Linked DNA regions of Homo sapiens: region 1 is linked to region 2. A link is an interaction called in ENCODE POLR2A ChIA-PET data of the cell type or tissue named here. Cell type or tissue: Caco-2. All regions are shown on one strand. Links, peaks and the distances in the headings refer to the core of each region. The heading gives the core; the rest is flanking DNA.

Region 1 (11,370 bases), core at 1,252-9,251, 190 kb after region 2:
AAATCCTAGGATGATTCTTCCTTATTTGTAACCAGTAGAAACCACTTTTTTAAATATTATATGAATCACATAAAGTTTTTTTAATTCTGAAATTTCCAGAAGCGCTAATTTTCTAAATTATCTCCTATACCTTTTACCTTACATATAGACTCTGATCATTTAAAAACCAGATATTCTTATGGAAGTATTAAAACGATTAAAACTTCATCTGAGATAAACAGAATTCATCTGATCATTTTTAGTGAACTCCTTGTATTACTGACTTACAATCACTTATACTTTTTATTAATCTGTGACAAAGTGAATTAAGCCTGTGACACATGGCAGCAGGTAAGCAGGCTCGTTTTTCTAATTAAAAACAATTCTCGAGTAAGAGTAAGTCCAAACAGCAGAATAATCCAGTCCAAATATTTGCTGAGTATCTACTAGGTGCCAGACACTGCTGTTCAAAATTTAGATCTATTATAGTTTCTCAGGCAACTCCTGACAGAGTATGTCCTATTCTTTTATAAAGCCATTCCCAGTCCCTGCTAGGGATCAACATGATTAACTTAATCCCTACCGAAGATGAGCTGTATTCAAACCGTTTAAATATAATCAACAGATCTAGTCAAAATTGTCTGTGAACTCAAGGAAACACGTACAAGCAACCTTACAGTTTAAATACTAATTACCTACTACTTACTAAATATACTACTAAATAAACAAATATGGTAAAACAAATCTATCTAAACCACTCCAGGGCGCTTTAAAGAAATACACTCCTCAGAAGTCTTTAATTGTAGTTAAAACAACATATAAAACACTGAAACTAAGTATTATATTTTTATAGTTATTACATGGTCAGGGGTCATACTTTAGAGCAATAAAAACATAATAGTTTCTTTCTACACAAATTAAAAAATATATTTTGAAATGCATTAGTGCTATAGGTCCAAGTAACCACTAAAGTAGAAATTAGAATTCTGCTAAGTAACCACTAAAGCAGAAATCAGAATTGTATCTTTTGTGTCAGAAATTAGATTTTTAATGTGAACTGCTTCTGTGCCCATTTAATGAAGAAACTGGTTGACTAGACGAACAATGTCAATATTTAAGACAGTGCATGCAAGAAGGGGCACCTCAGCTATCACGTACAGGTACAGCAGAGAATAAAAGATCTGCATTTAAAGCACTCTTGTGCCTAAGAAAAAGTGACAGTGAACATGAGTCCAGGAAGGGCAGTCCAGGACACTGGCTGTTACCAGCTATGAACTAATATCTAAGCCAAATGGATCCACTGGGGGCGGGGTCTGTAGTGGAGAGGGTTCCTGAGCTTCCAGTTAAATACTATTACACAAAGGTCCACCATATCAATTTGGGGAAAGATGAATAAATGGTTCTTTCTTTTTTCAAGTAAAGTGGCTCTTATGGTCATCTCATATTACAAAGAAAACAAAAATTCACTTAAACTTCATCTGCAATAACTGACAACTCACCTCATCTTTCTCATTCTTTAGTAGCTGATGCAAATTCCTGTTCTTACATTGTAACTGTCTGTCTCTTTCCTGAAGCCCAATCATTTCCCTCCTGGAGGTTTCCAGTTGTTCCTAAAACATTTATAAGCAATTTTGCTTAAAATTAATAAAGGATTTAGAATAACTGAATCCTTAAAATATCAGTAACAAGAAGTTATACATCCTAGTGTTTATTAGTCAAAATCAAATGTTAGTGGCACATGAAATGTTTATTTAAAGGAATTATTACAAAGCACACTATAAAATAACATTTAAACTTACACATCAAATTTTAATCTACATATCAAATTTTGTACACATATACAAAAGTGCTTCAAAATGGATCCCTGGAAAGAGCATCACTCCATGATGCTGCCCCTGAATATTTTTAAAGTTTATTTTTAATACTTTTTAACACTTCTATACCACACTTTTGAAGATCTCCTCAAGTACAGCAATGTCATCATCCTTCGAGAGTATACTTGGCTTTGAAAAAGAAGCAAAAGTGATTTGGAGCTAAGTCTGAAGAAAAAGATGGGTGACCAAGCAAAGTGGCAACACATCAAGTCACAGAAATGGGACTTCTGTGTGACACCACTTCTCCCTGCAAGTGGTAAAGTCTCTGAAGGTACTTCCCAGAGCGGAATGGCAGCAAAGCCAGAATTAGTATGAAACAAGATGCTCCTTTTCAACTTATCGCATCTGAGGAACTGTGCCGAGTTCTGCATGAGGCCACCCATATGGAATATTTTTAAAATTGTACTAATATTTTTATAAAATTCAAAAGCCAATCAAATTATGTCTTAACCGACCATAAATAATAACTTGCACAATTTCTGTAAGAACAGATCTCAAGAAGGTACAGAAAATGTAGGAGTATAACCTGGATAACTCTAAGGTTGTCAGTTTTTGGCAACCTTTTTTTTTGAATGTGTAAAACTTACTACTAGGGTAGATCAGTTGGCATGACATAACTTACAGGCACTAGGCCAGGTGATATGTAGCATATATGTCAAATCAGAAATTCACTCAGCATGATTATCAACACTTTACCTGAACTCAGCACCACCCCTGAACATCTGCACACACCCCTCCTTCCTTTCTTAGTGAATCACATCGCCATCCTCAGTAACTCAAGGCAGAAACCTGAATGGGGTCTTGAATCCATGACCCCTAGTCTCCAAATTCAATTTTTCATAAAATCCTACCCATTCTACTTCTTAAGTGTTCGTCAGATCTCAATCTTACTTACTATTCCCATTAGCACTACCTTAGTTCAAGTCCAAAACCTCAGCAAAGGGTCGCTAACAGGCATCTTTATCACCAGGGCTTTCTGAGCCCCCTAACTCCATCCCAAATACAAGTCTGCAATTCCCCTATAATTTCTCCACCCCACTGCCAGAATATTTACACATTGTCTTCCTCCTGTTTACAACTCCTCAGTGCTTCCCTGTTTTTGTACAATTCCTTTTACACCATCAGGAGATGAGGCTCCAGCCTTACCTCATACCACTCTTCATACCATCACATACCCATCGCAGCCCCAACAGAGATATTTGTGGTTCCTCTAAAGTGCAGTGATCTCTTATGCTGCTACGCATTTACACAAGTCATATACTCTGCCTAGAATGACATTTCCAAACACTAGCAAATTTCTACTCATTCTTCCAATCTCAGATCAGGTGTTACCTCTCCATGAAGCCTTCCCTTGCGTCCTACCCCAAGAACAATTAATGAAGCAAACAGTTATGTTTCAATATGTCTCCCTTCCCTGGACTGCAATCTCCTCGTGACCTAGGACTGGGGTTTCACTCATCTTTGAAACTCAGTGCCTAGCATATACTCAATAAATTTTGTTCAACAAGTTGGATTAATCATATGCTAGATCTAGAAACTTTTCCAGATAGATTGGCAACTTTCCCCACTGAATACACATTTCTGTCCATAGTTGACCCAAAATAACAAGATTCTGGCCCAGGTCAAATCCCATATTAGAAGACATCCTGAAGAAACAGTCTCTGCTCTGGGTAGTCCTAATAAATGGGACCACTCCTTGAAGTAAAGGCTCAATAGCCTCAGATCACCAACATATCATAATGATTTACTAGCTACTTATAAGACATGTGGCCAAGGGTTACAACTCTGCATCAGCCCAGTACTTAATAAGACCTTCCATAGGTCTCTCTGATCTGGATTAAAGTAGCATCCATAACTCATAACCTTTTCACAAGCCTAGGGGGCACCAAATACCCTCTCCAATCTACCACAGTTCCCCAGTCAGCCAAGACACATAGCTGGATCATCTTTATCCCTTAGGAATATAAGATGCACAAAAGCCTAAAAACATTATTAAGAGAAAACACACTTTTATCATTGTGTATGAACCAAGAAGACAACATAAGACAGCATTATCAATGACAGGATGGTAGGCACAGGTGCTCGTAAAGAGCAAAGATGTCTCTAAACCAATCCCCAAGTGTTTCTAGTGTTCCCATGTAGGCCAACTCTATGCCACATCATTACAGCACATTTCCTGCTAGGGGGTTTTTAAATATTCTATAGACAGGTCCTATTATTCCCTCACAGAGCTCAAAGATTCAAGATTCTGAGTGGGTTTTTTTTATTGTTTTCTTAGATGGCGTGGGGTGGGGGAGGATGTACACAAAGAAAAATAAGGAAAAGTAAACGGGCATGGACCAACAGATGAAAAACTAAAAGAAAGCTGATCATCTGACAGTATGCAAATGCAAAGGCTTTGATTTTCACAAATAACAAAACCCAATATAGAATTGTATATTTAGGAAAAAATTTGACTTGGATTGATTTATATTATACCCTTAATAATATACAACTATAAGTCCCAACCACCCCACGATTTTGAACACCTTGTTCCCTTCTCCTTGGATAAACATTTTAAAAATAAAAATGAAAACATAAAAGGAAGAAAAAGAAAGAAATCAAAATAGAAACCAGCATCAAATATTCTACATTTTAAAGTTAGTAGGTTCAATGGTCCTGTGAAAAATACTTCCTTTTTTTTTTTAAGAGAAAAGCAAGTTTACTAAAGCATTTTTCTATAGTCTTTTCCAGAGACCCAGGGCTTCTAAGGGAAGTTATCTAGTCTGATTTAATTATTGAGCCTTAGCTCATTTGGCATCACAGATGCCTCAATAATATTTTTCTTGGAATTAACCTGTGCAGCCTCTTACAATAAGACTTTTAAATGAAGCATATACTTTCTTAACCAAGATTGGATGGGGTGACAGAATTGTTATTTTATTTTCCCAGAGCATAAATATTTCCTAATCTAACTTTTTACAGATTCGGCAAGTCATTAAACAGCTCAAAAAATTAATGCCTTCAATATACTGTAGGTATTAGGAAGCAGATGTGTGTAAATTATAAGTTCACTTTTACTTACCTGTTTAAAAAGAAAACCCTAAAGCTTAAGAAAACCCTGAAATATTTAATAAAGTCAGTAAAAATTTATAGTACTCAATTATATAATTATGGCATTAAAATATGGATCTGCAATTTCTACCTTAAGTTTTGAGTAGCAGCTCTGTAGATGGTCCATATCACTTCCCAGCTTCAAATTCTGTGTCTCCACATTTTCCTGAGCTAGAAGGTTCTTCCGCTGAAGCACAAGCAGCTCATTCATACAATTTAGTACAGCTACTATATTTAACTCTCTCTTTGTCTCTTTACCTTTGGATTCTTCATATAATGAAGGAAAACCAAAAGTAGTCAATTCCTGGTAGGAGAAAATGTTTTCTTAAAGTTGGTTACAGTTGAGGAGATACTGGTCAGAGGATACAAACTTTCAGTTAGATAGGAAGAATAAGTTTAATAGATCTATTGTACAACACGGTGACCTCAGCTAATAACTACGTACTATATTCCTGAAATTGCTGAGCAAGTAAATTCTCACCACAAAAAATGATATAAGTATGGGAGGTATGCACACTGAGCCATTTCACAATGTGTATTATGAAACATCATGTTGAACATGACAAATATATATAATTTTTGTCAAAAATTAAAAATAAATGTGAATTATTTTAAAAGGTTGGTTACTGGGCAACTTAGTAAAAAAAAAATCAAAAGATAGAAATCTTTTCTTAGAAAAATAGAAAACTATCTTGAAATAGTTAAGAAAATGGTCAATATCCCAAAGGACAAAGAGTTAAGAGGACGGGGCTCTTTTAGTCTCTGCTATAAATCTGTGACATGGAGCAAGGCACTTGGGTTTCTGCATCCATAAAGTGATGGCTGGACTCTCAGTGGAGGAGCCCCTGGGACAATGAGGAGGCCAAGGTGCTCCACACAAAAAAGTTAGACTTGCTATCTCTAGATGAGATAATCACCAAGGTTCTCTGAAAATCTAAGTCTCAGGGGCACTACATAAACAACAAACTTGTGTTTGACAAATGTTTTTCTCATAATTTTGATACATTCTATTATATAACATGATTTATGCTACTGTTTTTTACAAAAACATGTTACCTGATCAAGATATGAGATACTCTGTTCAATATTATCTTCTGTGCAGAAGGCACTGAAAAAACTGTGCACATTTTTCGATAAAGGTATTGAAGAACATAGCACTTGCTGTGAGTATAAACTTGATGGAGACATCTTTGTTTCTGAGGTATATTGAGAGATAGTTTTGCTTTCTGAAAGAATAAAAGGCATCTATATAAATAATTTAGAAAAACGTATGTAAAGCTAACATAATCGCCATTACTAAAGACTTTGAATTACATATATACATATAAACATAGATATAATATATACATACATATTTTAAGGTATTTTCAAATTAGGGCAAAGCCTCTTTATGAAAATGATATACTTTTTTTTCCAAAAAGATACAAATACAGTGGTGTTCTCAGTAGACATGAAAATAAGTATTTTACAACGATTTGTCTCTCTTTAGTCACATCTTCAACATCTGCAGTAATTATTTTATATTTTCATTGAAAAATTCACCTTTACAGTTTCTGCTTTTGTTTACAATTATTTAGACTTAATTACCTGAAGACAGACCTGGATCTGTAACAGTCATCCAATCTCCCATAGCAATCTCTAGAGCCAGGATACCTGAGGAACTAGTTCAGCAGTTAAACATTTAGTCTAGCTGCTGTCACTCTTCTATGTAGGCATCTCCTTAAAAAGCAGATTATAGAATAATAGCATCTAATTTAAAATATGAAAGCCAATATAAACCCAATGCTTAAGAATTAGTTGTATGTGCTTCAAAACAGAAGGATTTTGCAATACCTATTCCCATGCACAGATATAGAACATGGTGTGTGTATATACATAGAAATATAAATAATATGTAAGGATCAAGGTTAAAGGCTTCCCAAGTTCTACTGAGGTATTCATATTACTTTATATACAAGATACATGGTACACGATTTGACTCAACATACATCTAAGGTATAGCATTGTACTAAGTAATATTTCTATATTATATCCTCTAAAATAAAATACAATTATATAGATAAGATGATGAAAAACTTCTTCTTGGCCAGCATTTTCATTTTTGTTTGTTTTTACCAACTATATTGGCAAAACTTGTAAATTACAATTCCCAGTGTTGGCAAAGATGTAGAGAAATGAAACTTCCATATACTCCCTCCAGATTATAGCAATTTACACTACTACCAAGAAAGCTGACAATATGTTTCAAGTCTTAAAATATATTTTGATCCAGAAAATCTACTTCAAAAATATTATCCTAATAAAATGCTGTGTACAAAGATAATCTAAAATGTTATTTACAATATCAAAAGAACAAAAATAATGTGTTTATGTTTCCATAGAAGAATGAGTAAATAAACAATATATTTATACAGCATTTAAACGTAACTGTGTGGAATTAGGATGGCAAACAAACAGCCAAAACTACAAATGAATGGTATGGACTAAGTATAAGACACCTTTTCTGTTTTCATTTATGTTTTCACTTTTTTATAGAGACAATGGAAGAGATAAATATTTCTCCATCATAAGAAAAACAATTCAAATGAAATTGTAAGTGGCAACTGGCAATTGATTTCAAGGTCAGGGGGAAGAGGAGGAAGGGTGAAGACTGCAGGCAGCCTGGGGAACACATGTCAATACTGTGGACAGCTGCTTCTCGGCTACAATAAATTGTGGTCAAGGGGAAAGCGGTTGTGTTGATCTTTGATGTTTTTATGAGATACTGGAACTCTGAATTTTTATGTGAAGTCTCCCAATTTTAAAATGCTAGTAGCTAATTAAAAAAAAAAAAAACTCTATGTATTAAGTTATCCTGTGGGAAAGGGGAGTGGCTAGAGAAGGAAATGAGTGAGTCTGGGGTGCCAAAACTTTTTACATCTTGATCTGAGATGTGGTTATACTGGTACACACAAGATCAGTTCATCAAGTTGTACACTTAAGATCTGTGCACTTGACTGTAAGTTATACCTCAAACAACAGCACTATGTAATAAGCCAAATAAAATGTGTCTTTAGGCCAGATCTGGACTGTGGATCAAGAGTTCACAACCACAGTTCTGAATATTTAAGACTGTGGTAAAATATTCAAAATATAGTGTTAAATGAAAATTTAGTCTGGCTGCAGTGGCTCATGCCTGTAATCACAGCACTTTGGGTGGCTGAGGTGGGTGGATCACTTGAGGTCAGGAGTTTGAGACCAGTCTGGCCAACATGGCGAAACCCCCGTCTCTACTGAAAATACAAAACTTAGCCGGCGTGGTGGCATGCGCCTGTAATCCCAGCTACTCAAGAGGCTGAGGCAGAAGAATCCCTTGAACCCGGGAGGCAAGGTTACACTGAGCTGAGATCGTGCCACTGCACTCCAGCCTGGGCGACAGAGACCCCATCTCAAAAAGAAAAAAGAAATTTATATTCATCCAATAAATACTAATTGAGCTCCTACTATGTGCTACTACGTTTTCCTAGGCACAGGGGAGGCCATGTTCTCAAGAAGTGAAGTTCATATTCTGATGGAGATAGAAATAAATACTAAACAAATGAGCAACAACTTAACAGAGTGATAACTAAAAAGAAAATAAAACATGGTAATATGAGAGAGTATTAAGGTAGGGAGCATCTAGATCAGTGAGAAAACCTCCACTGAAACGGTGACATCTGAAGTGAAACCTAAATGATACGGAGTCAGCCGCAAGAAAATCAATGACCAGAGCAGCCCAGGTAAAGGAAACAGCAGATACAAAGACTTATGATGGATATTAATGTGTTAACGATGAAAAACAGAGAGAAGGCCAGTATATTTGAAGCACAGTAAGCAAGGCTACAGCGTAGGAAGTCGGATTTCCTCTAAACTGCAATGAAAATCTATTGATGTGTTTCTTGTAGGTAGGAAAGTAGCATGTTCTCTTTTATGCTTTAAGAAAGATTACTGTGGCTACTCTGTGAGTAGACTATAGGTAGGCAATTGTAGAAGCTGGAAGAAATCAGGAGGCTACTACAATAGTTCAGGCAAGATGACCAGTGTTAAACTACAGTTCTAACAGTGGAAGCAGAAACAGGCAGATGAATTAGGGATGTGTTCTGGAGACAGAACCTTCAGAACTCAAAGATGGATTGAAATGTGGGCAAAAAAGAAATCAAGGATGATTTCTAAGTTGTAGAGAAGCATATAATATATACTAAGACAGATGATGTTACATGTCATATTACATGTTATGATGTTACACACACACACAGACACAGGAGGTAATTCAGTCTGGCAATGGTCTTTTGCCACTTTTCTACTCATGTGCTTGGTAAGGAAGGGCACCTTGAACTATTTTGTTCTTCCCACTGTCCTTAAATGGGTATTAGCAACAGGATGAGAAGGATAAAGACTGTACCAACTAAGAAAGACACTGATTTTACTTCTAGCTTTCTGAGATAATCACTATAAGTAAAACAGAATCCAAGGGACAATAAACCTATTCTAATAGAACTCTGCTTTGGGTAAATTCCTTAACCTCTCTGAGCCATACCTCTCTGATAAATTACCGTAACAATGAAGCATACCTCCTAAGTTTCCCAAGAGATAAGGTATAATGTACTTATCCCAAGAGATAAGTCATAAAGTATTTAGCACACTGCTTGGCATAGAAGACACACATAAGCTAATATTAATCATCATCATCATTATTATCTAGACACAGGGCTATTTGGTATAAATGACAGGCTTCTAAAACCTATAACAAAATGTACCGCTGCTCTTAATAAAGGTTGAACACATATTCTTAAATGATCTAGAGACAGATATCTTTATAAAAACACAGTAAGCAGTGAGCTAATTTCATAATCAACTGGTTGGGGGGAAAAAACAAGGTCAGAAGAAAACAGTAATAGGCACCTTTCCAATTTGTGTTCTTGTTAAGGTATTTGTAAGTAAGACAATAGTGCCTTAAGTGTCTTTTCTCCTTATACAGAAAGAACACCAAAATGTGTCTATTATATATCCATTCTTTAAAACTGTAAGTCAGTTATTCTCTCTGCGAATTTGGCTCTCCTGTCTATAGATTAGACAGTGAATTGTTCCCTGCCCTATTAATACCAACAAACTTTGTAAAATGTTTACAATGAAAACCAAAACCCCATTTTGAAGTCCTATGAAACAAAAAACTTAACTAACAGTATATGATTTCACACAATCTAAAAGCTTCCATGAATGCTCTTCTGTTCAATGATGTACCAATTACATGCTAGGAGACTTGCGATATAAGAAAAGTTACCCGACCAGTTTTTCCAAGAAAGGGGACTTACGACTCTTTATCAATACATACCCTAAACTAAGCAGTGAATTTAAGCATATTATTGTATTTCAGCTCAAATATAGCTAAAACTGCCTTGCTGAAGGTTGCAAAGCATTTTTTATGAAGATGTTAAGCTAATTCAATGTTAATTTCAAAAGCAAAAGAAAAAGGTAACAGAACCATATCTGTTTTGCATAAATATAATACCATCACAAGCCCATTTCAATTTGAAAGCATCAAATGCAACCAAGAAGGACTCCATTACAAAGTCAGTGCAGGAACACACGTTCATATTATAGATTAATCAAATAATAGTAAGCCATTGTATAGTGGACATGATTATTCCTCACAACTGGATGAGAACAAACTTAGTTTTCTAGCACTGTTACCATAGTTACCTTAGGAGAAAAAAGTAAGCAGTGATTCATGTTTTAGTTCAAGTAATGTGTAACCTAAAATTCTATCTATTAATATGATTGGTTAGAGTATGTGAAAGGCAAGTAAGTCTTGGGACCCTGAAATCACTAAGCCAAAGGGAAAAGTCAAGCTGGGAACTGCATCAGGCAAACCAGCCTCCCATTTTATTCCTAAATAAAATAGCTACAAAGATTAAAAAGCTACATTTGTCCAAAATTCCTTGTGGGCCTCAAGGTTTTTACCCTAAAACAGTTCTGTTGGATTTCACTCTTGCAGTGTAAGCTGATAGCTTATTTTCCAACGTGTGGGACAAAGGACAGAACTCAAAGTTATCCCTCTGCTTACCTGAGACAAATGCACATCTGATTGCTTCCTATGCCCTATTATTTACGTAAAAATGCAGATTCAATGAACCAGACTAAGGTCTAAGTGGCTATTCCTCTACTTCCCTCTCACATGTAAATTGCGTATTCAGTGAAAGGCTGATCAAAGACCCAAAAGAATGCAACCTTTCAACTCATCTACCTGGGTCCTGGAAGCCCCTGCCCCCCTTTCCCTTCCACTTCAAGTTGTCCCGCCTTTCCAGACTGAACCAATTAATGTACATCTTACACATACTGACTGATGTCTCATGTCTCCCTAAAATGTATAAAACCAAGCTGTGCCCCAACCACCTTGGACACATGT
Region 2 (11,370 bases), core at 1,144-9,143:
TTTTTCTCTAGGTTTTCTTCTGGAACCTTTATAGTTTCAGGTCTTATGTTTAATTCTGTAATCCATTTTGAGTTGGTTTTTGTGTATTGTGTAAGAAGAAGGTCCAATTTCATTCTTTTGCATGTGGATTGTCAGTTTTCCCAACACTGTTTATTGAAGAGACTATCTTTTCTCCATTGCATATTCTTGGCACCCTTGTTGAAGATTAGTTGACCCTAGGGTTTCTTTCTGGGCTCTCTATTCTGTTTTATCAGTCTATGTGTCTATTTCAAAGGAGAGCTGACATTGTGAGAATCTAATTGACACTATGAATCCCTGTAATAACATTTCAACATACTTCCTGGGTCAGTAAATCCTGAGAAACAAACCTTGTTAGTCATTAAGATAACTTAAATAATACAATAAACAAAAAAAAGAACTCTCAGAACTTCTTAGGATAAGTGGTTTAAATGCCAACAATAGCTCTTGGGTACTACTGAAGCATCCACAGATGAGAGGTTAGTTCTATAATAGTTCTGTTATTCCCACCAGTAGAGTGTAGGGCATAATTCAAGTCAGGAAGCTTTAATTTACTTTATGTTTGTCAAAGGCCTATACAACATTGTAAATAAAAAATGTGCCAACAACCAAATTGGTTATTCCTTATTCTGATGCAATGGATTCATATTTTGTGCCTTCGGAATGGGTTTCTGTGATGTAAAAAGCTTAAGTCATACTGTAAAATAATAGGTCAAATTTTCTGAAGAGAATCTTGATTTGGATCACTGAACTCACCTGGTGCCTAAGAGTTGTATTCCAGCGTGCCCCAAATGTCAGAATCAAAACAAATAGGCAAAAATTGTATTAAGTATTAAAAGTAAGTGCTTTATTTTAAAATAACATATACTCTATTGGAAGTGGGCCTGGAAAATAATGGGCAATGAAAGAATTGGTGAGAGAAAGTGAACGGCTGAAATGAACCTCGTAAAGCACTCTACAGTGACCTCTATTCTTGTGTTTCATCTTCTTCTAAAATTGTACACTACTTAATGGCAAACATGATGCCTTTTTCTTCCACACTAGTTAGAACAGTCTCTGACACCAATAAATGGTAAAAATAGCTAGCTAGCATTTATTGAGTGTGTCTGGTTCTTTAATATACATCTTTACTCCTCTCTATACATCCTATGTGGCAGTATAATTAGCCCCAGTTTACAGACAAATTGAGACCCACAGACATTTTATGATTTAACTGAGATTTTATAGCATCTAAGTGATTGAGCCAAGATCTGAACACAACCCACCCTATTCATTTACAGAGTAGCATTTAATACATATTTGTTGAATTAATCAATGTTTTTGTGACTTAAGAATAAGGACTTATTCTGATTATAGAAATCCTTTCATTCAACTCATACAATTGTTATTATAAATACGGCATGAAGAAAAAAAAAGGAAGTCTAAGTTAAGGAGTTAATGATCTCATTTGTATGGTGCTTCTAAATAAATTTAACACTGTTATCTAAATCTATTTCAAAACTATTTTGTATTCTTATGAGAAAAGGAAATATTATATGTAGGGAGATAAAACGTTACAGTTAGAAGAGACTTTCAAAATATTTTCTCAGTCTGTATTTCCAGGATGGAGATTTACTTATTCCCCTTCTTCTTCTTCTCCCCCTCCTCTTGTTCTTTTATTTATTTATTTATTTATTTATTTATTTATTTATTTATTTTTAAGACAGGGTCCTTCTGTCACCCAGGCTGGAGTGCAGTGATGCAATCACAGCTCACTGCAACCTTGAATTCCTGGGCTTAAGCTATTCTCCCACCTTGGCCTATCAAAGTGTTGGGATTACAGGCATGAGCCACAGCCCCAGGACTACTCTTCCTTTTTGACTTGATTACCCCCCTTTAAATAAACTATATATGAAATTTTATGGTTTTGGGGTTTTTTTTGTTTTGTTTTGTTTTTTGAGATGGAGTCTCACTCTGTCACCCAGGCTGGAGTACAATGGCACCATCTCAGCTCACTGCAACCTCCGCCTCCCAGGTTCAAGCAATTCTCCTGTCTCAGCCTCCTGAGTAGTTGGGATTACAGGCAACTGTCACCACATCCAGCGAATTTTTCTATTTTTAGTAGAGATGGGGTTTCACCATGTTGGCCAGGCTGGTCTCGAACTCCTGACCTCAAGTGATCCACCCACCTCAGCCTCCCAAAGTGCTGGGATTACAGGCATGAGCCACCATGTCCAGATAAATTTTATGATTTACTGCAGCCAAATCTATATGTCAGTGATTTTAAAACTCAATGCTATTTTTTTCCTTTTTTTGTATTATATAACTTAAATCCAATTTTGGATCTAAACATAATGATTTTAAGTTTTTTAACAACAATTTTCAATTTGTGATCTAATAGCAGGTTTGGATGGAGCTTGTGTTCTGGAAGACACAGTTTTGATGCTTTTAATATCCTGCTGTTGTTAAATAGAATTTGAATGGGTGAAAAATGAAATGTGGACAAAAACATATTGGATTCTCAAAACACGAAATATAGATATTGGTACATAAAATTTGAAATTAAGGCAGATTCTGGAAAACTGACTCCTAACAGTAAATCAAAAGGGATTTCTTGTTGCTATTTGGAAAGCATTTTCATAAAATTAGAATGAAGAATACAGCAAATTTAACCACTAGGAAAACACTTTCTTCACTTGCCTTCCATGACATTCTACTCTCTTGATTTTCTCTTCTCCTTCTCCTTTGCTGGGTCCTCCTTTTCTTTCCATCTCTTCATGCAGGACTCCTCCAGGGTTCAGTCCTTGATCTTCTTTTTTCAGTTTTCTATCTACACTCATTCTAATGGTTTGAAATACTACCTATGTGCCAATTACTTCCAAAGTTTGATCTTTAGCCCACACCTCTCTGTCCTGCTGCAGAATCATACATCCCAACTGACTAGTTGACACCACCAATCAGATCACTAAAAAGTATCTCAAACTTAACATTTCCAAAACTGAAATCTTGATCTTACCTCTCAGATTTGTTCCATCTGAACTTTCCCGCATTTCACCTGATGGTAACTCCATCCTTTGAATCACTCAGGTCGAAAGTCTTGGAGTCATCCTTGACTCTTTCATGTCCTCCCTTCAGTTCCATCAGTAACTTTACCTTCCAGAGGAATCACTTCTCAACCACCTACACAAGACTTACCCTGGTTCAGGCCACTATCATTTCTTCCCTTCTTCCACACACCCTGCCCCTGCATAGGCTCTTCTCAAAAGAAGATTCTGAATGACGCTTTTACTTTATTTTTATTTATTTTTTTGAGAGGGTCTCACCCTCTCACCCAGGCTGGAATGCAGTGGCACCAACATGGCTCATTGCAACCTAGCCTTCCAGGCTCAATGGATCCTACTGCCTCAGCCTCCTGAGTAGCTGGGACCACAGATGTACACCATGCCCAAACAGATATATATATTTTTTTACTTTTTGTAGACATGGGGTCTCACAGTGTTGCCAAAGCTGGTCTTGAACTCCCAGGCTCAAGCAATCCTCCTGCCTTGGCCTCCCAAAGTGCTAAAATTACAGGCATGGGCCACTGCACCAGCCTGATACTTTTAAGATGTTAAGATCATACCATTCTTTTCCTCAAAATTCTATAAGAGATCTTCATCTCACATAAAATAAAAGCCAAAGTCCTTACAAAACTCTACACCACCTGTCCAATCTCAACACTTCTTGCCTTTCCTGGCTTGCTACTGACTAGGAGCATTGGAGCTGGCTGTTTGCTTTGCCAGGACAGCTTTTCTCCTTGATAACCAGCTTTTCTCAGATTAACAGCTCTTCCCTCAGATAACTAGTTTAGCCCATTACCTCCTTCAAACCTTGGCTCAATGTAACGTTTTCAATGAAGCCTACTCTGAGAATCCTATTTAAAATTGCAACGTACTTTGGGAGTCCAGGGCGGACAGATCACCTGAAATCAAGAGTACAAGACCAGCCTGGCCAACATGGTGAAACTCCATCTCTGCAAAAATACAAAAATTAGCCGGGCATGGTGGCACGTGTTTGTAGTCCCAGCTACTCAGGAGGAGGAGTTTGCAGTGATCGGAGATCGTGCCACTGCACTCCAGCCTGGGCATTAAAGCAAGGCTCCGTCTCAAAAAGATGAATGTCTCTTCATCTTCTTTTATCCTGTTCTATTTTTTTTCCATACCATGTCTTACTCTGTAGCTCACCATAATTTATTTGTATGCTCATTTTAGGTTTCCCTCAAGTAAAACGTAAACTAATCCAGGCACGGTTTTTGTTGTTGTTCCATTATTTTGAGGGCTGGGCACATAGATGCGCAAGGAGTGCCCAAACTCATCATCTCACTCTTTATACAGCTGGGCAAACTGCCTAAAGTTTCCTCAAGCCTCAGCTTTACTATTTTCTTGAATGGCTAAAACTCACAAAACACATCTAGCGTCAAAAACTTTGCGACCCCGGAAGTAAAAGGTTAAGGAAGGGGGTCACAGGAGAAGGCTATTTCCGTTTCCGTACGGAAGCAAAGGAGCCAAGACCATGGCGAAAGCCGGGGATAAGAGCAGCAGCAGCGGGAAGAAAAGTCTAAAACGGAAAGCCGCTGCCGAAGAACTTCAGGAGGCTGCAGGCGCTGGGGATGGGGCGACGGAAAACGGGGTCCAACCCCCGAAAGCGGCTGCCTTTCCGCCAGGCTTTAGCATTTCGGAGATTAAAAACAAACAGCGGCGACACTTAATGTTCACGCGGTGGAAACAGCAGCAGCGGAAGGTACGCGAGAGGCGGGGGCTGCCGGGCGCTTGCGCGTTGTTCCTGACGCTTAGGGCGGTCGCGGGGCGCACATCTGTGGTTGTCTGCTGGTCTCAAAAGTGTTCTCTGTGGCTCCGTGGGAAGGGTGGCGTCGCGGCCCACGTGTTCTGGTCCCCTCGCCCTAGTTTGGAGACTCTAGGTTCAGCCTTTTGCCTGAGCGTCAAGGTGGAAGATTATCTTGATAGGCTCTTTCCTGGGACGCTAGATTCACAAGGAAAGCTGTAAGGCCAGTTGGCTTAGTAGTGAAAACTACGCCCTCCTGGCCCAGAAGGCAAAAGTCTCAGCCCTTTGGTCCGTCTAGGTAGCGTTGGTTAATTTGCAGAATCTGAAATGGAGGCAATACGTAATAAATCCAAAATACTGCTTCTCTGATTCCTGCAGGAGCTCCTTACCGAAATTAGTACTGTAAAGTTTCTGGTAATTGTATTTGTTCTTTTCAGCTTTATCCTTATACGTTTCTGGTAGGTAAACAAACTGAAACGTAAAGAGGTTTAAACGACTTGTCAAGGTCGCAGTGCTCATTTCTGGTTAAATTGCAATTGGAAGAAAACGTTTGCTTATTCTTGCACATCGTAGAAGTTCACACAATATTATTATTATGTGTCTGCCTCCTCTTACTGGCCCTTCTGAGGCCCGGGACTGGTTCTTACTCATGTTCAGTGTCAAGGTGCTGTTTCAATACATACAAGGGGCGTTTAACTCATTCTGGTATGCACGTATTGGGGAGGGATGTCCTGGAAGACTTATTGGAGCTATGATTTCTAATCTGAAACCTGGTGGATTGAGGATCAGTAGGTGCTGGGGAAAAAAGAATATTTTTTATTTTGTCAAGCATTCTATCTAGAAATCTCCAGAAGAATATATAGATTGACAATACAAATACAGATAATCTTAAGCCACCTTGCAAGCTCTTACTAAATTTTAGAAGTATATTTTGATTATAAAATATGTGAATAACTGGTGATGGTTTTATGGAAAACAACCTGAAAACTCAGCTCCCATTCCTATTTTTAGTGCTTTTCAAGAGAAGCAAGCAGCATAACCATGGTCGTCTTTAGGATGCCACCAGTTAGGCAAAACAAAACACAGTGGAAACCATCACATACTTTAATTAATTTGAGGCTTTATGGAAAAAGGTTAAGCTACTCAAATTTTAAATGTTCAAACTTGCCAGTTTAGATTTTTTTAAAGGAGCAGGTCTTTGTTAAAGAAATCTTATTGATTGGCCAGCTCATTTGGCTTACAGTAATTTAGGTAGAAAACTCCACGTCCAGATGCTTATTTCAATAGATTACAAAGACCGCCCAGTTCGAGTATTCATAGCATTAGTAATTTGTAGTTTCAGTATGTGTTTGTGATATAACTGGTTGTTTCTCAGTATTGTTCTCTTTTTTTTTAACCCTTTAGGAAAAGTTGGCAGCTAAGAAAAAACTTAAAAAAGAAAGAGAGGCTCTTGGCGATAAGGTAAATAAAATTTTTAGCTGTTTGCTTTCTATCTTATATTAGGGAATCCCTCCTGATATTTAAGTTGAATTACTTTCTTTTAAAATTTATTATTACGTATTTCAGATGTATGAAGAAATACAAAAGTAATATAATAAACCTCTTTGTATCATTTACCCAGCTTAAGAAATAATGCATTAGCAAAGAATGTTGGAAGCCCCTCGTCTGCTTCATAATTGCTTTTCCCTCCGAAGATAACCACTCGTGAAATTTTTGATTATTTTTTCCATGCACTTCTTTTACCTTTACTGTGTATGTTTGTGTACCTATACGGTAACACAGTGGTGGTATTTTGCATATAACTTTGTGTTTCAGAGGTCAACACCTCTCCCTGACTTTGGGAATGGGGAAGCTCCCCCAGGTTAGGCCTGGAGCTTGGCTCTTGTCATGTGAAGCAAAGATTTTTGGTCAGGCAAGGCTGGGGAAAGGCAGGACAGATCCTCTTCTGGAGTAGGGTGATAAGGGTGTGTTAAGCTTTAGAGCTGGTACAGAGGATATGAACCTGTGAAAAGTGAGAATGGGGAGTGGGAGGACGGTGAGGATTATGGCAGAGAAAAGAGCAGATAATGCATCAAGAAAGAATTTGGCTGTATTTGTGGTACTCATAAGAAGTGAAATCTTTATTGAAAAAATTTTTTAAACTACTAAATGCTCATACATTATTGCATAGCTAAGTTATTTTTATTTTCAGTGTATTTATAGTTACTCCTAGGTTGTGATTTATTTTTGCAAAATTTTGAAAACATTCATGTCTCCGCCTCCCATTCAAGTAAGTTACCAAATAAGGGTGTTTGAGGAAGGGAAAAAAATGTAAAGACAGTATACAAACTAAACACTCTACTATTTCATACATTCTTTGAATAGTATTAGGTTAAACCATAGAAAATTGTCAATAGTAGACTGTTTTGACCTGCAGTATCCTAGTATGTCAAGCATGTTAGTCTCTTTTTAATTCTTTTGTAATCAGTCTATTACAGCAAATTAATGTTATGATCACCATTTGAAAACACCACCATTCTTGTTTTTTGAGATGAAAGATAACTTCTTAAAATTGCCTCCTTTAAAAAATGCTTAAAATGTAATATTTGTTTCATAGAGTAATAAATGCTAGTTTCAGTTTGTATTTTCTTCATAGCTCTGCTAGTGTACATATATTTTGAATTAGTTTTAATGTACTCTTACAATTCTGTGTTCTACTTCTTAGCAATTCATTTACACCATTTCTTGGTCTAAGCTGAGTATGCATGATTGCTGATCCTAACAGTATTCCATAATGTTGATGTACTGTAGTATGTTTAGTCATTACCTTGTTGAACATTTGCCCTGTTTGCTGTTTATTTGCATTATAAATAGGGATACTATGTATTTCTTCGTTCAAATTTCTCCCCCATTTACATTCCTGAACATAAATACCCCAAAGTAAAATTACTAGGTCAATGGATAACAACTAGACTTTTGTTAAATATTTCTGAGTAGCTTCCTGAAAGTATTGGAACAAAGTCATGTACGGATGTCGCTTTGTTATTTTTTTCTTTTATTTTTCTCCTGTTTGATGTGTTTCCCCCTAGTAGATAACTATCTTGATCTCTATTTCTTCTCCTTGTTACTTCTGCACAGTTTTAAGCCTTTTCATTCAGTGTTGGCCATTCTTCTAGTATGTGTGTGTCTCTGCCCAGATTGTTTAAAAAAAAAAAAAAGCCTCTTATTCAATATTGTTATTAGAATTGATGTAGCAATAGAAGTGGATTGATATGAGGAACAGATTGAGTTTGGGGTTATTTGTAGCTTTCTGTTATTTTTCTCCAACAGTAATATAATTAATGTAAAATCCTTCTAAAATGTAATCCCTTCTCTTTTACTTAGGCTCCACCAAAGCCTGTACCCAAGACCATTGACAACCAGCGAGTGTATGATGAAACCACAGTAGACCCTAATGATGAAGAGGTAATGTTAGAAGTCTTAAATTAGTTTGAATGATCACATATAATTGATAAATTATATGTTTTTTTGTTGATATTTAAAGTGCTGGCTGGCCAAGTTGCATAATGGACTGATTCAGCTAAAATGTTGGCATATTATCTTATTATTTGGTGAAGACTATTTCATAATTGAATTTCCCAATAATGCTATAGAAAAATTCTATAAAAATTCTAGGTAAACTTTTACATTTGTCATATAATCCCTGAATGGTATTTTGGAGGGTTTTGTTTTTGTTTTTGTTTTTGATTTTGTTGAGACAGAGTCTTGCTCTGTCGCCCATGCTGGAGTGCAGTGGTGTGATCTCGGCTCACTGCACCCTCTGCCTCCCAGGTTCAAGCAATTCTTCTGCCTCAGCCTCCTGAGTAGATGGGATTACAGGCACCTGCCACCACGCCTGGCTAATTTTTGTATTTTTAGTAGAGATGGGGTTTCACCACGTTGGCCAGGCTGGTCTCGAACTCCTGATCACAGGTGATCCGCCCGCTTTGGCCTCCAAAAGTGCTGGGATTACAGGCATGAGCCACTGCGCCTGGCCTGGTGGTTTTAAAAGAATTCCTTGTACTATCGACTTTTGTAGTATTTGTTAGACATTTTGATACCTAAGAATAACATTTGATGCTATTTTTTGTATTCTCATAAATCTTAGTTTCAAGATAATCTTTCACTTTGCATATTCTCCTTAGATAGTTGGCAACAGTGCAGAAAAAGAAGCAAGATTTTAAAACTATATTTTTAAAAGTTTTGTAAAGGAAATTTGGTTTCGAATGTCTGTTTGCTTTGAAACAGTGCTGCTATCAACATTCTTTCTCATATCTCCTGGTATAGTCATACACTGATTTCTGTCATTCTTTCAGCAAATGTTTATGGATTTGCCTGCATCGTATTGGGATCTGTTTTAGGGATTTGAGATCCATCAGTACACAGAATAGTCACACACATACACATACACACACACAACTTCTACCCACCCAGAGCTTACATTCTAGGAAGGGAGACAAACAGTAAACATAATGAAATAAATAAGTTAGACATATGTTAGCCAGTGATAGCTTACTAAAGGAAAATAGGATAAAGGAGATTCAGGACTACCTGGAGTAGAGAGGGTTTGCAATTTTATGTAAGTAAGGTGTTTGTGTGTGTATGCATTTTAATTTATTTTGACATTATTTCAGACTTAATAGAAAAGTAGGAATTTGTACATACCCTTCACCCAGACTTCCTAAATATTCCCTCTTAAATAAGAGTAAGTGGCAGACATGGCGCCCCTTTATTCCTATATATCTCATTTTGTTTTTTATGAGCACAGTTAGCAAAATCAGACATTGATATTGGTATTCAATATTATCTGTTCTATAGATCTTACTCAGATGTCACTAGCTGTTCCAATAATGTCCTTTTTAGCAAAAAAAAAAAAGTCCCAGGTCATACATTCCATTGTAATTACTCTTTAACTTCCTTAAATTTAGAACAATTCCTCAGTCATTTGCTTTTTGTGACATTGAGATTTTTTGAATAGTATAGACCAGATATTCTATAGAATGTACCTTAATATGAGTTCGCCTGGGGTTTCCTCTGATTATATTCAGTTTATGTACTTTTGACAGAAATACAGGTTGAGTGTCCCTTGCCTGAAATGCTTGGGACCAGAAGTCTTTTTTTTTTTTTTTTCTCCGAGGTGGAGACTTGCTCTGTTACCCAGGCTGGAGTGCAGTGGCATGATCTCGGCTCACTGCAACCTCTGCCTCCCAGGTTCAAGCGATTCTCCTGCCTCAGCCTCCCAAGTAGCTAGGATTACAGGCACCCAGCTAATTTTTGTATTTTTAGTAGAGACAGGGTTTCACCATGTTGGCCAGGTTGGTCTCAAACTCCTGAACTCATGATCCACCTGCCTCAGCCTCCTAAAGTGCTGGGATTACGGGCGTGAGCCACCGCACTTAGCCAGACCAGAAGTCTTTTTGGATTCCGGGCTTTGGAATATTTGTGATAGATAATGAGGTATCTTGATGATTGGACCCAAGTCTGAACACAGCATTTATTTATGTTTCATATACATCTTATACACATAGCCTAAAGGTAACTTTTTTATTTTTGGAGATGGAGTCTCGCTCTGTTGCCCAGGCTGGAGTGCAGTGGCACAATCTCTGCTCACTGCAACCTCCACTTCCCTGGTTCAAGCAATTCTGCTGCCTCTGGAATAGCTGGGACTACAGGCTCACACTGCCACACCCAGCTAATTTTTTGTATTTTAGTAGAGATGGGGTTTCACCATGTTGCCCAGGCTGGTCTTGAACCCCTGAGCTCAGGCGATCCTCCCACCTTGGCCTCCCAAAGTGTTAGGATTACAGGCATGAGCCACCCCACCTGGCGTAAAGGTAACTTTTATACAATATTTTTAATGATTTTGTGCATGACACAAACTTTTGACTGTGACCCCATCACATGAGGTGAGGTGTGGAATTCCCCACTTGTGGCGCCATGTTGGTGCTTTATCAAAAAGTTTTGAATTTGGGAATATTTCAGGTTTTGGGTGTTTTTGGATTAGGGAGGCTAACCTGTGCCATGAATATTATGTTAAGTCCTTTTTCAGTACTTCTTACCAAGAGTCACCTGATAATTTTCTCATACTGGTTATGTTTACCTTGATCACTTGGTTAAGGTGGTGCCTGCCAGGTTTCTCCACTCTGAATTTACTGTTTTTCCCTTTGTATGATAATTAGTAAGTATTTGGGGAGGAGATAACTTGAATGTTACTCCTCAACTTAACACTCATTGTAAATCATTTTTTCCAGTTTGATAAGTGAGAAATTGTATATCACTGTAGTTTTAATTTGCAGTTCTCATTTTGAATGAGGTTGAACATCTTTTCATATTTTTTTCCCCTTGATTGATTGATTGTGTCTCTTGCCCATTTGTCTACTGGGTAGTGATTTTATATAGGAAAGTCAGGGTAGGCTTTATTGAGAAATTGACCTTTTAGCAAAGACTTGAAGGATGTGAGGAAATTAGCCATCTTTGGGCAAAAAGAGCCCCAGAATGAGAGAACACCCAGTGCACAAGCTCCAAGGCAGGAGT

Evidence for each region. ChIA-PET counts read pairs that join two places held together with the same protein. Peaks named below come from ENCODE experiments on the same cell type or tissue, not always from the same donor. Only the 100,000 strongest peaks of a DNase experiment are listed, where the experiment ranks them.
Region 1: POLR2A ChIA-PET joins it to region 2 with 10 read pairs; 3 of 35 experiments call an interaction of 5 or more read pairs at or near these places.

The regions. Positions count from the first base shown.
Region 1 is chr1:84,664,644-84,676,013 of GRCh38, forward strand. It overlaps SSX2IP (SSX family member 2 interacting protein), which reads right to left. Exons shown (of 14, transcript NM_001166293.2): 2 at 6,534-6,665; 3 at 6,003-6,172; 4 at 5,038-5,250; 5 at 1,479-1,589. The coding sequence starts at 6,576. Among named protein-coding and RNA genes, the nearest start is that of SSX2IP, 20 kb to the right of the region's middle. In Caco-2, for the core only: no CTCF peak of the experiment used is centred there; no DNase peak of the experiment used is centred there.
Region 2 is chr1:84,474,734-84,486,103 of GRCh38, forward strand. It overlaps RPF1 (ribosome production factor 1 homolog), which reads left to right and starts at 4,533. Exons shown (of 9, transcript NM_025065.7): 1 at 4,533-4,776; 2 at 6,223-6,279; 3 at 8,182-8,262. The coding sequence starts at 4,549. RefSeq lists enhancers at 4,194-4,754, 4,950-5,109. In Caco-2, for the core only: no CTCF peak of the experiment used is centred there; DNase peaks (open chromatin) are centred at 4,538 and 4,808; H3K4me3 peaks cover 1,991 bases.